Regions from separate parts of the Homo sapiens genome. Here region 2 is linked to region 1. A link is an interaction called in ENCODE POLR2A ChIA-PET data of the cell type or tissue named here. Cell type or tissue: MCF 10A. All regions are shown on one strand.

The links. Peaks named below come from ENCODE experiments on the same cell type or tissue, not always from the same donor. Only the 100,000 strongest peaks of a DNase experiment are listed, where the experiment ranks them.
Region 2: POLR2A ChIA-PET joins it to region 1 with 5 read pairs; 2 of 35 experiments call an interaction of 5 or more read pairs at or near these places.

The regions. Positions count from the first base shown.
Region 1 is chr3:111,903,760-111,906,259 of GRCh38, forward strand. The region is part of intron 2 of PHLDB2 (pleckstrin homology like domain family B member 2); the gene reads left to right. Among named protein-coding and RNA genes, the nearest start is that of PHLDB2, 46 kb to the left of the region's middle. In MCF 10A, a CTCF peak has its summit at 1,240; a DNase peak (open chromatin) is centred at 1,182.
Region 2 is chr3:111,594,058-111,596,557 of GRCh38, forward strand. The region is part of intron 5 of CD96 (CD96 molecule); the gene reads left to right. It overlaps ZBED2 (zinc finger BED-type containing 2), which reads right to left and starts at 1,289. Exons shown (of 2, transcript NM_024508.5): 1 at 1,243-1,289; 2 at 1-1,009. The coding sequence starts at 144. In MCF 10A, no CTCF peak of the experiment used is centred here; DNase peaks (open chromatin) are centred at 334 and 1,404.

The DNA.
Region 1 (2,500 bases):
CATAGTCTATCACATGTTCGCACACACATTTCTTTACTGAATTCTTCCAAGATCCCAAGGGGAGGCACTAATCTACTCATCTCTGTTTTATAGACCATGTAATTGAGGCTTGAAAGGTTGAACTTGATTAAAAAAAATAATAACTGTGTTATAGGTCTGATAAGTGCCAGAACTTCAAATCCAACTCTATGTTCTTTCTACTTAAGCTGAAATACAGATTCTGCTCTTCAAGTCCAGCTGGACACAGTGGCCCACACCTGTAATCCCAGCACTTTTGGGAGGCCGAGGCGGGCAGATCACTTGAGGTGAGGAGTTCGAGACCAGCCTGGCCAACATGGCAAAACCCCATTTCTACTAAAAATACAAAAATTAGTCAGGTGTGGTGGCAGGCACCTATAATCCCAGCTACTCGGGAGGCTGAGGTGGGAGAATTGCTTGGACCCAAGAGGTGGGGGTTGCAATGAGCCAAGATTGCAACACTGCACTATAGCCTGGGTGACAGAGTGAGACCCTGTCTCAAAAAAAAAAAAGGCCAAGGGTTCTGTGGAGGTAAGAAGTCAATTTATTCCACAAATCATTAAAATATAAGATGACAGAGAGGTACTGAGCCTCCTGTAGTCCTGATATCTTTATTTTTAAGCACTTCGCCTATTTCTGGTCATTTTACTCCTAATTTTCCTGGGGAAAGTGTGAAATGCCCCTTCTCATTCGGGATGTCCAGTCTGCATAAAGGCAGGAGCATGCTGCCCCAGATTGCAAAGCTCTGGGAATGAGTGGAGATGGAAGTACTGAGCATTAGCAGCTTCTTGGAGATTGGGAGTTTGGGTGTGGTGGGTGTGAAAGGGGAAGTAGGGAAGTAGAAAAGTAGATCTACTGGATAATCTGATCAAGATGGCTTTTTGTTTATTTTGAGGGGAGGGAGGGACTTGAGTACATTTTCAGACAGAGGAGAAGGAGTCAATAGAGAGGGAAAGGTGTAGGAGAAGGGATAATCAATAGAGCAAAACCACAGGACAGTGGGAACAAGGTGCAGTGGTGCAGGCAGAGGGCTTCCTCTTGGAAAGACTGAGAGACTCTCCTCAGATAACTGAGCTAATGCTTATGCTGTTTACTTTGTCCCAGACACCCTTCTAAGTGTCATAGATGAACAGTCATGCATTGCTTAATGATGGGAATGTGTTGCTGAGAAATGCATTGTTAGATGATTTCATCATCTTGCAAAAGTGTATTATGAAAGAGAACGGCAATGATTTTTCCTATTCACACTGGCCACTAGTTGCATGAGAGCGGGCCCTCTAATTAGGTTACTAAGTCTCTCTGTGCCTCACTTTCCTTATCTGTTAAATGGGGATTAGAATAAAACCACCCCCCACAAAGTCATGAAAATTAAAAATTAAAATACAGGTGGGGATTGTGTCTGGCACCCAGCAAGCACTCAGTGAGTTTTAGCTAACTGCTGTTGACTACTATTTTGTTCTGGGGATAGGTGGGAATCATTTAAAAGTGTAAGAATTCTAAAGTAGACAGTAACCCTTTCAGTTGGGGTCTGATGTAATGTGTCAAGAGATTGGCTTTCTGTTTTTTGTTTTTTTAAGTCATTTATTTATTTATTTATTTGAGACAGTGTCTCATTGTCACACAGGCTGGAGTGCAGTGGTGTGATCTCGGCTCACTGTAGTCTCTGCCTCCCAGGCTCAAGTGATCCTCCCACCTCAGCCTCCCAAGTAGCTGGGACTACAGGTGCGTGCCACCTCACCCAGCTAATTTTTGTATTTTTAGTAGAGACAGGGTTTCACCATGTTGGCCAGGCTGGTCTCGAACTCCTGTCCCCAAGTGATCCACCGCCTTGGTCTCCCAAAGTGCTGAGATTATAGGCGTGAGCCACCACACCCTACCTTAAAAGTCTGAGCTACCTTTGGGAGGGTCACCCCATGGGTAAGCTAGGGATTCCTCAACATGTTTTGCTGTAGGTTTGTTTATATCAGCATCGCAGCAAACACATGAGTAATATGTTGCAACATATTATGTTACAACAGCTATTATGTCATTAAAAAATAGGAATTTTTCAGCTCCATTATAATCTTTTTTTTTCCTTTACGTTTTTCAGGTTAGAGAATGGAAGATGACACCCATTATAATTTTATGGGACTACCTTTGTATATGTAGCACCTTGTTGACTGGAATGTCGTTATGTGTGCAGATATTTTATTTTGGTCAACGATGGACCACAAATATGATAGTGGTCCTATACAATTGTAATACCATATTTTTAGTGTACTTTCTATGTTTAGGTATGTTTAGATACACAAGTACTTACCATGGTGTTACAATTGCCTACAACGTTCAGTGCAGTAACATGCTTTGCAAGTTTGTAGCCTAGGCGCAATAAACTATTACAATATAGGCTAGGTGTGTAGTAGGCTAATACTATATAGGTTTGAGTAAGTACACCCTGATGTTTGCACAAAAATGAAATAGCCTAACCTTGCATTTCTTAGAA
Region 2 (2,500 bases), 310 kb before region 1:
GTGGGGCATTGGAGTGGGCATAGCACTCACAAAAGGGCCAACCAGTTCTCCTGTCTCACTAATCTCTTCCTCCTCCTTCATCTCTAAGTCCCCTTTTGCCTTCATCATTGTTCCCTCCTCTTCCTCGTCTTCCCGCCTCATCATGTCACCTCTTCTACAGCGTTCTTTATGATGTGCTTAGATGTGAGCCAAAAGCTTATTTGAACCACAAGATTAAATATATATTTGGGAAGGGCCTGTGGTAACTCTTGGGGATTCACAATAATGGCCAAAGTCTGGCCACACCTGGGTGGTGTGAGGTTTCTTCCTTTCTGCTTCACTGGAGAGTCAGGGGTGAGTCAGATACAAGCAAAACAGCCCAAGAGTGCATTCCTTCCATGCCCCAGATACTTACTTATCCTCCCTTGACTAGGCCAGAAAGACAAAACATATCAGTTCCTGTAGCAAAGGGGTTCTCTGGTCCAACAATTACAAAGCTCTTTGATGAACTCAGTGTTTTCTGCATCAACCACCACGACAGGTATTTTTGAATATTGAAAATTTTAGGTTTTCTTGTTTCTCCTCCTGGTTGTTTCCACTGTTTCTGTGCTTCTTATTTCCTATAATTGCATTTTGGAGGCAGGAGAAACAGCCTCAGGGTTCAGGCTTTTCAGGACCAACAGAGCTAGGGCCTCACTGGGTCTTGCTCAAAGTAGGTAAAAGCAAACACAGGCAGATGCTGGTGCAGGAGACAATCTTGCTTCCTAAGAACTGTTGCAACAAGCAATCCAGAGTAGACAAAGCCTATGAGGATCTGGATAATAAAGTTCCCAATGCAAGGTCAGTTTGTCCTTAGAGGTGTCTCTCAGAGGCCAGGAGTCTAAGAAATCCAAAAAGCAAGCTCAGCTGTTTCAGCAGGAGGAGCTGGGATGCACAGAGGAGAAGGTGGAGCACATCTTCACAAACACAGCGTTGCCTGGCTGTCCTTAGCAAGCAGCTCACCATACTCCACCTTCTCCACCAGGATCACCTGCAAAGCCAACAGCCAATAAGACCTTCCTGAGGCAACTTACTCCAGATGTTTTGCTCTTTACCTCATTTTAAAGATAAATAAGTAAATGGAAAATCATATTACATTTAAAAACAGCCCGACTTCTCTCTCCTTTCTTGGGTCATTTCTTAAACTAATGAGAGCTTTATTTAATCAAGCTCTGCAACCGTGAACAGTTAGGAAATTCCCCCCAGCCACAAGTGGGTACTTACAAGCAGGCAAGGCTCTGGACTTCTCTCTGATCTTTCCTGCGCAGAGTGAAAGCACTCCTGCACACCTTGGATGTCTATTAGCTGACTCCTACCCCCAGAAGGAGGGCACCTCCAGTTCTGGTTTCCTCCCACTTCTAGGGAAGCATTGTTTCCAGGTAGGTGTGTCTGTGCCTGTTGGGTTTTTCTGCAACACTTAGACACAGATGCAAACCTTTTCTCCACCCCCTCCACCACCAAGAAAAGGATGTTCCTGGCATATGTCATGCAGCAAAACAGTAAGTCAAGCACCTACAAGTCTTAGTTCTCTTTTTTGATGACTAGATTACCTAACCTCTCAAGTAAAGCAAGCGATTTGAAGGAGGAAGAGTGGGAAAGGCTGAAATATTAAATGTATACACACATATATATTATATATATACATACATTATATATAATATGCATAATATATATATGTGTGTGTATACATATTTAGATTGAGAAGGAAAACCTACCAAGAGGAGATAGGAAGACTCTAAAGAAGGTATCAATAGAAGAAGAAAAAACTTTGTGTTATAAAAGGAAAGATAGAAATGGCATTGCAGGCCAGGAGCCATGGATCTTGCCTGTAGTCCCAGCACTTTGGGAGGCCGAGGCAGGTGGATCACTTGAGGTCAGGAGATCGTGGCCAGCTTGGCCAACATTGTGAAACCCTGTCTCTACTAAAAATGCAAAAATTAGCCAGGTGTGGTGGTGCACGCCTGTAATCCCAGCTACTTGGGAGGCTGAAGCAAGAGAATTGCTTGAACCCGGGAGGTGGAGGTTGCAGTAAGCCAAGATCATGCCACTGCACTCCAGCCTGGGCGACAGAGGGAGACTCTGTCTCAAAAAAATAAATAAATAAAATGAATAAATAAAAATAAAAAAAGAAAGAAAAGAAAAAGAAATGGCATAGCAGAAAATATGTAGAGGTTGACAGTTAAATTAAAATAGAAAAAAAAGATGGGGGAAAAAGATTCAAAATAGGAATGAGACTGGGAGGAGTTTTAGAACATGAACCACATTTCTAAACCAAATCTTGGAACGCAAAGTCTAGAGAGAGTCTAGAATGTTTGAAATTTGGATCATTTCAGAAAATCTGAACCTAGAGAATTCATGAAAGTCAAATCTTTTCAAAATTTTTAGACGTTAACCAGAGTTCTTCAGTGAGCCAGTTGCCTTCGTAAAATAATAACACCCCCACTTACTCCTGATATTACCATATCGTCATCTTTGGTGGGTT